Linked DNA regions of Homo sapiens: region 1 is linked to region 2. A link is a contact called in ENCODE Hi-C or POLR2A ChIA-PET data. All regions are on one chromosome and are shown on one strand. Each heading gives the region's core, a stretch centred on a gene start or an enhancer-like site at or near the end of the contact. The rest is flanking DNA. Distances are from core to core; before and after follow the strand shown.

Region 1 (5,707 bases), core at 370-2,869, 2.0 Mb before region 2:
TCGATCCAACCCAGGACGCGCCTTCGCCAAGGCCAGGTCCATTAACTCCCGCACCGCATCCTGCCTTCCCTCCCCCAGAGTCTCCGCTGGGAAACTGAAGACAGGCCGTCCTTGGGGCGCCAGGCCCAGGCCTTTCCCCAGCTGCCTTCCAGTTCGCGCCTGCATCTGCCCATTTTCCAGTTTAACCTGGTTTCATTCTCAGTACTGCCCCTGAGATTCCGACTCCGCCCCTCCCCCAGACATCTGGGCCATCTGGGCCCTGGAGAAGGGAAGTCTGTCACCTCTCCCATAAAAGTCTGTTCACACCTTGTAAATCCCTTTGAGGTGCTGGAATGAAAGAGGAGAGGAGGCACTGGGGATTCCCACTCCCATTCTCTCCGGGCTTTGGCGCTTTCTCTGCAGCCTCAGACAAGGCTGGGCGTCTTGCAGGGGGGCCCTTGGGTATACGTTCCCCTTACACAGAGCACCCAGGCTCCCAGAACAGAGAGATACAGCTGAGCCCAGGAGGAGAGCCTTGGGAGCCCACACTGGGACTGATGTCTCTGCTGAGACCTGGCCCCACCTGCTGGTGGCTTCTGAGCTAGAAAATGTCTGATTGCAGTTGGGCAATTGAACCCAGTGAGTTCTGTGGCTAGTCTCAAATGGGGGCTCAGCCTAGCAAAGTTCTGAGTTCACCTCTGCTCAGAGACTCAAACTGGAATTGGGGTTCAGTCCAGGTCAGCACCACCGTGGGGATAGGGGATAGAGGCCAGAGGCTTAACCAGAAGGATTAGCAACCCGGTAAGGGGTCAGGTCCAATCTGGAGTCAGGGCTAGTCCAGATCGGTGGCCTAAACCAGAGATTAAGCCTCAGTGTGTGGTGTGGGGGACGAGGGGGTGTCAGAGTTTCAGGCTGAAGTTAGGACTCAACTTGCAGAGAGGGAGTTCACCTGGGGTCAGAGTTCAGCCCGGAGTCCGGTCTAGCCTGGAATCTGGGGGTGGGGCTCCAATTGCCTCACTCTGGAATAAAAGGCTTAGCCTAAGGCTGGGGTCTCAGCCTGGGGTCATAGGTCATCCTAGGGTCAAACTTTAACCTGAGGCCAGCTTTAGGCCTCTCTGTGGACCAGGAAGATTAGGAAAACAGGTCAGGCCTGAACAGATGCGTGTGTTTACCAAAAGCCTCAGCTCTGGCTGGGAGCCACATCCCTGGCTCAAGAAGAGGAAGTCCGTCCTTGGGGATACTGGGAAAGGTAGTTTATTTAATGCTTTGTGGCCCTTGTCTGCTCCCGCTGCATTCTGGGTAATGTAGTCCCGGACAGTTAAGAGTGGGTGGAGAAATTCCGCTTTAAGGGCCGGATATCAGATCCATGACAATTGGTTAGATAAACTGCTCATTAAATCACATCCGGACAATCTTTATAGCGATTGGTGAGAGTGAGCTGGGGGTTAAGCGTTATCGGCTCTCCCATTCGGAACCGGTGCTGTCCGTCGGTGACGCAAGCAGGCGGGCTTGCGGAGAGGCAATTGCTGATTGGTTGGCGGACTGGAAACTCCGAAAGGCCGGGCCCCGCCGTGCGGCGATTGGCTCATCGGTGGGCGGGCTTGGGCGCCAGAGGCGGAGTCGGGGAGGAGGTGGCTCCAGAGATGGCAGTGAGCGAGAGGAGGGGGCTCGGCCGCGGGAGCCCCGCGGAGTGGGGGCAGCGGCTACTTCTGGTGCTGCTGCTGGGTGGCTGCTCCGGGCGCATCCACCAGCTGGCGCTGACGGTGAGGCCCGCCGCGCGAGGGTCTGGGGTCGGTGGCGCAACTTTGTCTCGGAGAAGCCCCCTGGCTTGGAGTGGTCTCGTCCGCCCTCCCCCGTCCCCGAGGCGGTGGAGTGGTCCGGCGCCCCCCGTTTCCGGGCCCGGAGTGGTCTCGTCCCGGGATCCCCTTCGGTCCTCCGGATGGAGTTGCCGGGTCCGCCTCGCTGGGGTCGGCCCCCTCCCTTCGGGGGCGAGGCTCCATCTCTTGGGGACTACACCCCCCTTCCCCCCAACTGGGTCTTAGTCCTTTAAATTCTTGGAATCACTTTTGGGGCGCTAGAGACCCTGGAGCCGCACAGCGGGGTCCTGGGGGGCTATAGAGTGGGGTCCTCTGGGCACTTAATGGGATTTGGGGGGTTCTGTTGAAATATTGCTGGGAGCTCAACTGGAATGTAAAAGTTCTTCGGGAAGGTGAAGGTCAGGCACGCCGAGGTGAATAACTGTTCTCCGGGCGGTGCTCACCCCAGTGGGGAGACTTCCAGGTGCCGCAGGATCTCTGTTCCTGGGTTCTCAGAACAGAGGTCGGAGAATGCAGGACCACCCTTCCCCTGCAGGGAGGAAGTCCCTCTCAACTTTCTCTTGTCATCCTCTGGGCCTGTCCTAAATAGAGGGGTACCAGGAGGCCCTTCTGGAGGTCCTCGTGCCAGACCCCTGGGGCTGGGCAGGCGGAAAGAGGTCTGAACTGCCTCTGCCTCCTTGGTCTCCGGCAGGGGGAGAAGCGAGCGGACATCCAGCTGAACAGCTTCGGTTTCTACACCAATGGCTCTCTGGAGGTGGAGTTGAGCGTCCTGCGGCTGGGCCTCCGGGAGGCAGAAGAGAAGTCCCTGCTGGTGAGGGACCTTGAGGAGTTTGCTGGAGGAGAGCACGGTGCAATCCCCCGGTTCTGGGTTCCCAGCTCTGCCGCTACCCATGTGATCTTGTACAAGTCCCGTCATCTCTCTGAGCCTGTTTCGTCATCTGTACCTGGGAGTAATGATGTCTTACACAGGATGTGCTAGGCACTTTTCTTAAGACTTGGGGGACAGGCGGGGCGCGGTGGCTCAGGCTTTGTAGTCCTAGCACTTTGGGAGGCCAAGGTGGGAGGATTGCCTGAGGCCAGGAGTTCAAGACCAGCCTGGGCAACATAGTGAGAACCCCGTCTCTACAAAAAGTTTTTAAAATTAGCCGGGCGTGGTGAGGTGTGCCTGTAGTCCCAGCCAGTCGGGAGGCCGAGGTGAGAGGATCGTTTGAACCTGGGAGTTCGAGGCTGTAGTGAGCTATGATCCTGCCACTGTATTCCAGCTTGAGAAACAGAATGAGGTCCACCCACCACCCCAACTCTAAAAAAGAAAAAGAGCGTGTGGGATCTAGCACATGTTAGGTGTTCAGTAAATGTGAGGTTAGGTTTCTATTGCTACTGAAAGGGATAGCTGGGAGGTCTCTACTGTCCCTCACACCCTCCCCTTTTTTTTTCCACCCACCAGGTGGGGTTCAGTCTCAGCCGGGTTCGGTCTGGCAGAGTTCGCTCCTATTCAGTGAGTGGAGGGCATGGGGAAGACGGGAGAAGGGGCTGGAGGGAGGGGGTAGGGTCTGTCCTCTGCATCTGTAACCCAAGGGCCCCTGTTCTTTGTCAGAGGCAGGAGCAGGAAGATCCCGTGGGTGGACAGGGAGGGAGACAGGGTGGAGCTGGACCAGGAGAGGAGTAACCAAGACTCACTCCCTCCTGCCCACCCCCCAGACCCGGGATTTCCAGGACTGCCCTCTCCAGAAAAACAGTAGCAGTTTCCTGGTCCTGTTCCTCATCAACACCAAGGATCTGCAGTGAGTTGGGGACCGGGGGCTCGCTCAGATCCTTCGTCTGCGTTTCCCTGGTGTGATGCCCACACGCACCTGGGCTGATCAGGTGGGATGAGAAGCAGAGAGAGAAAGCCACTTACTTTTTAGTTTTGCCTTCAAGTCTTCTGATTGTTGGAAGGAAGGAGAGAGGGACTCCGCGGGTGTTGGTGTCTCAGGGCAGAAGACCCGGATACAGAGGGTTGTTGTGAGAATGAATAACAATTGTTCGCACATGTTGAGTGCTTCCGGTGTCCCGGAGCTTTAATACACTAACTCACCCATTCCTTATCCTGTGATCATCTCCGCTCTTCAGACAAGAAAACTGAGTCCCAGGAACTGGGATTCTGGGGCCAGGGTCTGACAAAACCATGTTGCTTTTCTGTAGATAAAATGTTTTCTTTTTAAATAATATACTTAGGGCCAGGCAGTGGCTTACGCCTGTAATCCCAGTATTTGGGAGGCCGAGGCAAAAGGATTGCTTGGGCCCAGGAATTGTAGACCAGCCTGGGCAACATGGCAAAACCTTGTCTTTACTAAAAAACCAAAAAATGTACAGGAATTAGCCAGGCATGGTGGTGCACGCCTGTAGTCCCAGCTACTCTGGAAGCTGAGGTGAGAGGATCTCCTGAGCTGGGGAGGTGGAGGTTGCAGTGAACCAAGTTTGCACTGCTGCACTCCAGCCTGGACGACAGATCAAGAGCCTGTCTCAAAATAATAATAATAATAATAATAATAATAATAATAATAATAATAATAATGTAGGGCTGGCCATGGTGGCTCATGCCATTAATTCCAGTGCTTTGGGAGACTGGCTGAGCCAGGAGGATCACTTGAAGCCAGGAGTTCAAGACCAGCCTGGGCAACGTAGGGAGACCCCTGTCTCTAGAAAATTTAAAAATTAGCCAAGCATGATGGTGTGCGCCTGTGGTTCCATCTGCTCCTGTGGCTGAGGTGGGAGGATTGCCTGATCCCAGGAATTTGAGGCTGCAGTGAGCTGTGATTGCACTACAGCGCTCCAGCTTGGGCGACAGAGCAAGACCCTGTCTCTAAAGAAAAGAGAAAAAGAGTAGATTGATGTCATGGGAAATGACGAATAACTGCGGATGCAGGCAGCACAGGAAGGCGGCAGCCTCCTTGACCGGTGGGAACCAAAGGCTGAAACTCAGTGATAACTGACTCGACTGGACCCCGCCCCTCAGGGAGGACACGCAGAGGGTCCAAGGGGCCACTGAGTCCTTTGCCGGTGCCTGAGCCAAGTTCAGCCCCCCAGCCTCATGCCCCACCCCACCCTCACCCCAGGGTCCAGGTGCGGAAGTATGGAGAGCAGAAGACGTTGTTTATCTTTCCCGGGCTCCTCCCGGAAGCACCCTCCAAACCAGGGCTCCCGAAGCCACAGGCCACAGTCCCCCGCAAGGTGGATGGCGGTGAGTCAGGCTGGCTGTGCAGACGGGGGTGGATGGGCAGGTCTGCCCTTTGCACTCCCCATGCCGTTTTCCCACTGCCCCTCTATCCATCCATCCATCTCTTAAAATCACTGCCCGGTCTCTTACAGGAGGGACCTCTGCAGCCAGCAAGCCCAAGTCAACACCCGCAGTGATTCAGGTTTCGGGGAGGCGGGGCAGGAGGGAAGATGCACACCCCAGGGCCCTGCGGGGACCCAGAACCAGCTGATGGAGGGGCTCTGTCCCTTCAGGGTCCTAGTGGGAAGGACAAGGACCTGGTGTTGGGCCTGAGCCACCTCAACAACTCCTACAACTTCAGTGTGAGTGTTTGCAGCGCCTGCGGCCCTTCCGTCACCCCAGAGCACGGGACCCCCAAGCTGAGCCCTCCTGCAGCCCTACCATCGCCCCAGACCATGGGACCCCCAAGCTGATTGTCGCCCCAGACCACGGGTCCCCCAGGCTGAGCCCTCCTCTCTCCCCGCCCGCCCAGTTCCACGTGGTGATCGGCTCTCAGGCGGAAGAAGGCCAGTACAGCCTGAACTTCCACAACTGCAACAATTCAGTGCCAGGAAAGGAGCATCCATTCGACATCACGGTGAGCGGAGTGGAGGGCAGCAGGGCCAGGGAGCGCCCCCTGCAGGCCACTGCGGGCCCAGAGTGCCTCACCCCGCTT
Region 2 (5,948 bases), core at 1,661-4,160:
ACGGAGTTTCACCGTGTTAGCCAGGATGGTCTCGATCTCCTGATCTCGTGATCCGCCCGTGTTGGCCTCCCAAAGTGCTGGGATTACAGGCGTGAGCCACCGCTCCCGGCCAACCAATAATTAAATTTTCTTTCTTTTTTTTTTTTTTTTGAGAGGGAGTCTCGCTCTGTCGCCCAGTCTGGAGTGCAGTGGCGCGATCTCGGCTCACTGCAAGCTCCGCCTCCCGGGTTCACGCCATTCTCCTGCCTCAGCCTCTCGAGTAGCTGGGACTAATTTTTTTGTATTTTTAGTACAGACGGGGTTTCACCATGTTAGCCAGGATGGTCTCGATCTCCTGACCTCGTGATCCGCCCTCCTCAGCCTCCCAAAGTGCTGGGATTACAGGCGTGAGCCACTGCGCCCGGCTAATTTTTAAAAGAATATTATGGTGGGGTGCAGTGGCTCACGCCTGTAATCCCAGCACTTTGGGAGGCGGAGGCGGGCGTATCACTTGAGCTCGGAAGTTCAAGACCAGCCTGGCCAACATGGTGGAATCCCATCTCTACGAAAAATACAAAAATTAGCCTGGCATAGTGGCTCATGTTTGTAATCCCAGCTACTAGGGAGGCTGAGGCACGAGAATAGCTTGAACCTGGGAGGTGGAGGTTGCAGTAAGTCAAGATTGTGCCACTGTACTCCAGCGACAACAGAGAGAGAAAAAAAGATGTATTGAAATATTATTTATCTTGATTATTGAGTTTTTTGGCACCACCTTAATTTTTGCACCTGGTGCCAGTGCCTTACAATGCTTTAGTCTCCTCACCCTAATCCCAGCCCCGCAGGAGTGAGGGTGTGCAGAATTTTACAGCAGTCTGATTCTAAATTCTTGCCATCATCTTCCCACCTCTTCTACTGTCTCTTTAAGAAAATAAAGAGGCCTGGCGTGGTGGCACATGCCTGTAATCCCAGCACTCTGGGAGACTCAGGCGGGCGGATCTCTTGAGGTCAGGAGTTCGAGACCAGCCATGACCAATATGGCGAAACTCCATCTTTAGTAAAAATACAAAATATAGTCAGGCGTGGTGGCGGGTGCCTGTAATCCCCGCTACTTGGGAGGCTGAGGCAGGAGAATCGCTTGAATCCGGGAGGCGGAGGTTGTAGTGAGCTGAGATTGCGCTACTACATTCTAGCCTGGGCAACAGGAGCAAAACTCCATCGGAAGGTAAACACATACACACACAGTTTTTCTTTTCAGAAAGCTCTTTTACAGTGTAGTTGGGGTCGGGCGCGGTGGCTCATGCCTGTAATCCCAGTACTTTGGGAGGCTGCAGGCGGGCGAATCACGTTGAGGTCAGGAGCTGGAAAGCAGCCTGGGCAACATAGTGCAGGCCCTCTAGTCTCTACAAAAAATACAAAAGTTAGCTGGGAGTGGTTGCACACGCCTGTAGTCCCAGCTATAAGGCACCGTCTCTACAAACGCATTTTTTAAAATTCAGCCAGGCGTGGTGGTCCACACCTGTGGTCCAAGCTACCCAGGAGGCTGAGGTGGGAGGATCGCTTGAGCCCAGGAGGTGGAGGCTGCAGGGAGGGATGATCGTACCACTGCACTCGAGCCTAGGCGACAGAACGAGACTCTCTCTAAAAAATACAAAAAACAAAACACACAAAAAAGTAGTTTGATCTAAAGCAAAATGGTGAATATCTGCAGAAACTAATGTGATATCAAGTATAGATTGATATCTATGAGATGAAAAGCTTCATTTGACCCCGGATGGGTTTGTGGGCCGTTTGACGTGCATTGTTTTAATGGAAGGTGGATTTATGATAAAGTGATAAACATGTGTGTGGGTGGGTGGGTGTGTTGGAAAGGGTGTTTATTGGATTTCTTTTTGTCTTCCTTATTTTCCTTCTTTCGGTCTCTACTGTATCAAATACAATAACAGATATTCAGGAAGAGCGGATATTGCTTTAGCTGACTGTAGCCAGTGTTTCTTTGGTGGGACAACGCAACTATCACTGCAACATTATCTCTATAGGAGAATTTAAAGAACCCTGACGCCTACCGGTTTCCGTAGTGTAGCGGTTATCACATTCGCCTCACACGCGAAAGGTCCCCGGTTCGATCCCGGGCGGAAACAGGTCAGCTGTTTTTCCTAACCGGAGAGTAATACTATTTGAAATTCACCGAAAGAACGATTCTAGTCCCATTCTTTCTCTTCCGCCTTCCTCCTGCCTTTTAGACATTTTTATGGGATTTAAAAAAATTTTCCGTGATTGATGGCTCACGCCTGTAATCCCAGCACTTTGAAAGGCCGAAGAGGGCGGATCACCTGAAGTCAGAGTTCGAGACCAGCCTGGCCAAAATGGTGAACCGCCCCCCCCCCCCCACCCCGCCCCACCCCGCCCCACCCCACCCCATCTCTACTAAAAATACAAAAATTAGATGGGCGTGGTGGCGTGCGCTTGTAATCACAGCTACTTGGGAGGCTGAGGCAGGAGAATCGTTTGAACCTGGGAGGTGGTGGTTGCAGTGAGCGGAGATCACGCCACTGCACTCCAGCCTGGGGGACCGAGCGAGACTCCGTCTCAAAACTAAAATGAAAATTTCAAACTCGCAAAAGTGGTACCGCATGCGTTGGCCGGGAATCGAACCCGGGTCAACTGCTTGGAAGGCAGCTATGCTAACCACTATACCACCAACGCCCTGATAGGTAGCATCCTCTCCGGATATCCTTAATAGTGGGGGATCATGGGTTTGACTGAGTGATACCAAGTCACAGGGGGGTGTCTCTCCCTAACCCACCGGAAGATGTCGTTCATGGGGCGTTACGCACCTTAGGCCGCCGCGCCGCGGGCTCCCCCCCAAGCGCCGCGGACGCCTTGGTACGTGCCTGGTGGTGTCCAATCCCAGGCCGCCGCCTGGGTCGCTCAACTTCCGGGTCAAAGGTGCCTGAGCCGGCGGGTCCCCTGTGTCCGCCGCGGCTGTCGTCCCCCGCTCCCGCCACTTCCGGGGTCGCAGTCCCGGGCATGGAGCCGCGACCGTGAGGCGCCGCTGGACCCGGGACGACCTGCCCAGTCCGGCCGCCGCCCCACGTCCCGGTGAGCAGCGCCCGCGCGCCTCGTCCCGCCCCGGCCGCGACCCTGAACCCGCCATTGACCGGCCCCGCCTCGGCCCTGACCCTGCCCTCGCCATCGCCTGGCCTCCCCGCACCCCGGAGCCTCCATGCACCCGTCTGTGGGTCCCTCCGGCCCCCTGCCTCGTTTCCTCTCCGCCCCAGGCCCTCCTCCACCTTCTTTCCCTCCCCGATTCCTGCGCTGGCCAGGCCACCTCCCAGTTTCTCCCCTTCCCTGATGGGCTTCCCCACCCATCCCGTTGCTGCCCAGGCCACCAGGCTCTGACCCCTTCCGGAGGTGGCCGCACCCAAGAACGTCCTCGTAGCTGCAGACCTTGACACCCTCTCCCCTTTCGTGCAGGCTCTGGAGGTCCCGATCTCCTCCCTCTCCCCATGCAAATGCTGTATATGCACAGAGGCCACCTCCCTCGACCTGCATCCTGTCCTCACTCCTTTACCACTTCCTCCAACCTTCGCCCCGAGGCTTGGTCTCCCCAATCCAGTCCTGATCCTCAACCCTACTTGATCCCTCTATTAAGGGTATCCAGAGACTCTTTTTCCTGCCGAGGCGTTGGTGGTGTAGTGGTTAGCATAGCTGTCTTCCAAGGGTCCAGCCCACAGGGTTCAGCCCCCTTCTCTCAGCCTCCCTTCTCAGGCCTGTCCAACCGCCTACCTTCTTCCCACACAGCCTTAGGCCAGCCCTGACACTTCCCTGTTCACGCTGCCTCTGAGCCATCAAAAGTGGTCTATTCCCTTGGCCCCCACCCCCTGGTCTTCCCCAGGGGCCCCAGGAGGAAGTCACTTGCCTCCCAGGCAAGAACCAACCTGCTTTCGAGGAGCTGGGACTAAAGCCCAGGGGGTGTGGACCGTAGGCACCAATCCCTGCATTCCTCTGCTGGGTCCCAGGGGAATCGGGGCCCGTGGGATGGCTTCTCTCCCAGATTCTGTCCAGGGCATGCAGACAGTGCTGCAGGGCTTCAAGGCAGAGCTAGAATCTAGCCAGGTAGAATCGGGCCTGACAGTCTGCAGCTCCTGAGTGGGGGAGGCTGAACGGCTGGCCGGTGCTTCCATTAACCTGCCACATTCATGACATGTTTATCCTATAAAGGTCTGTGTCCCACGCCTGCAGCTGGAATGGAGGCTCTCTGGACCCTTTAGAAGGTCAGTTGTGCTGGGGTTTGGCAGCCAGGAAGGCTGGGGTGTGGGCTGGTGGGATTCCTTTGCCTGCTCTAGAATATAGACATGGGCAGGAAATGGTTTTCTATGGCCCTGGATGGTTGTCCTCCGCAGGGCAGTGGCTGCAGTTTTTTGTGCGCCTGCTGGAGGCTTTTCTTTCCACCCCTGTCCCCCTCTAGCTGCCCCTGGAAGGAGCTTTTTGAAGGCTTTGAGGAGAGGAAGGGGAGAGTGCTGATTTCAGCAGGATTTGGTGGAGGGGTGCCTGGATCCACCTACACTGCCTGACCCGGTCAGTAAATGGTGTGGATTCTGGCCCTGAAAGGACTTTAGTTTGAGTCTCCCCCTTCCTGTGGTTTTGAGTATCTTGTTTAGTTGACAATGCTAGCTGTCATTTAGTTTGTGCTACATCAGACACTGTGTTAAAAGCTGTATGTGTGCAGTCTCATTCAATTCCCTTGGTGGCCCCAGGCGTAGATACTGTCATACCATGTTCTCGCTGGGGAAGTGGAAGCTCAGAGAGGTTCAGCGACTTCCCCAGAAGTGGCAGAGTCAGGATTTGAACCTTTCTCTCTGAGACCAGAGCCCACGCTTTTCACCACTGGACTGAGAGTATGGCCAGTGATTTTTCGTGGTGACTTTATGCTTAACCTCTTCCCTTAAAATCTCAGTCCTGTCCCCATGTGCTTCCCTCTCTTCTTTTGTTTTTGAGACAGAACCTCGCTCTGTCACCCCTGGAGTGCAATGGCACAATCTTAGCTCACTGCAACCTCCGCCTTCTGAGTTCAAGCAATTCTTCTGTCTCAGCCTCCTGAGTAGCTGGGATTACAGGCTTGCACCACCACAGCTGGCTAATTTTTGTATTTTTAGTAGAGCTGGAGTTTCACCATGTTGGCCAGGCTGGTCTCGAACTCCAGACCTCAGGTGATCTGCCCGCCTCAGCCCCCCAAAGTGCTGGGATTAAAGGCGTGAGCCACTGTACCCAGCTGGCCCTCTCTTCTTTAAGCCTTTGGGCAACTGCGCATCATGGGACCTGGCTTGTCTGAGAAGGTAGTTGGGCACCAACCAAACAAGGGGCCCCTTTGACTTTAGACGGCATCCAAGAAAGCACAGTAGCTCATTCATTCAACCTGAAATGTTTGTTGAGGACCAGGCATGGTCTGGGCTCAGGCAATCTGTTGGGACCAGGATAGATGTGGCCTGCCCTGTGGAACTGATATTCCCGTGAGGAGTGCCCCCTTACCCACAGCAGGGTTTCTCAGCTTTGCCACTGATATTTAGGGTTGGGTCATTCTTGGCAGAGGAGTGGGAGGGGGGCTGTTCTGTCCACTGTAAGGGGTTGAGCAGCATCGCTGGCCTCCACTGGCCACATGCCTCCCCTCACCGTCCCAGTCGTCATAACCAAAAATGTCCCCTGGGGGGGCCGGTTATCCCCAGGTGAGACCCCTGGGTTAGGGGATTCCATGGATCCCCAAGAGACTGCGTCCCATGATCCTCTGCCCTACTAAGGTCCCAGGAGGCTGCACACATTGAAATCCTCACCCTGAGTGGGGAGGGAGAAAGGAGGTGAATCCCAGGAGCTGGGGGTCCCCCTCGTTTAGAATGCTTGTTCCATGGGAAGTTTATTCCAGTATTAATATGAGCGTAGGCGTTGAACTCAAGTTTCTCCCCAAGTAATGGATG

Evidence for each region. Hi-C counts contacts between places; a loop is a spot of excess contacts on that map. ChIA-PET counts read pairs that join two places held with the same protein, here RNA polymerase II (POLR2A). Pooled maps may share reads with other maps.
Region 1: a loop to region 2 is called in a map of ascending aorta, with 11 times the contacts of the local background. The contact joins the promoter of GPR108 here to the promoter of DPP9 in region 2. A Hi-C loop is called at or near these places in 1 of 168 maps with a recorded cell type or tissue (ascending aorta) and 13 of 50 pooled maps. POLR2A ChIA-PET finds 5 or more read pairs at or near these places in 1 of 52 experiments (activated T-cell).

Annotation. Positions count from the first base shown.
Region 1 is chr19:6,733,492-6,739,198 of GRCh38, reverse strand. GPR108 (G protein-coupled receptor 108) reads left to right here and starts at 1,619. Exons shown (of 18, transcript NM_001080452.2): 1 at 1,619-1,742; 2 at 2,488-2,607; 3 at 3,241-3,291; 4 at 3,495-3,577; 5 at 4,892-5,016; 6 at 5,145-5,194; 7 at 5,286-5,354; 8 at 5,525-5,629. The coding sequence starts at 1,623. MIR6791 (microRNA 6791) reads left to right here and starts at 2,421; the gene lies at 2,421-2,487. RefSeq lists enhancers at 1-4, 25-114, 194-962, 1,095-1,154, 2,595-2,744 and 1 more and silencers at 1,645-1,704, 1,805-1,974, 2,123-2,284, 2,650-2,804.
Region 2 is chr19:4,720,804-4,726,751 of GRCh38, reverse strand. It overlaps DPP9 (dipeptidyl peptidase 9), which reads left to right and starts at 2,910. Exons shown (of 22, transcript NM_139159.5): 1 at 2,910-3,078; 2 at 4,201-4,253. It overlaps TRG-TCC1-1 (tRNA-Gly (anticodon TCC) 1-1), which reads right to left and starts at 2,682; the gene lies at 2,611-2,682. TRV-CAC3-1 (tRNA-Val (anticodon CAC) 3-1) reads left to right here and starts at 2,045; the gene lies at 2,045-2,117. LOC105372250 (a long non-coding RNA gene) reads right to left here and starts at 3,872. Exons shown (of 3, transcript XR_936274.2): 1 at 3,766-3,872; 2 at 2,043-2,132; 3 at 1,165-1,617. RefSeq lists silencers at 1,990-2,189, 2,640-2,729, 2,960-3,109.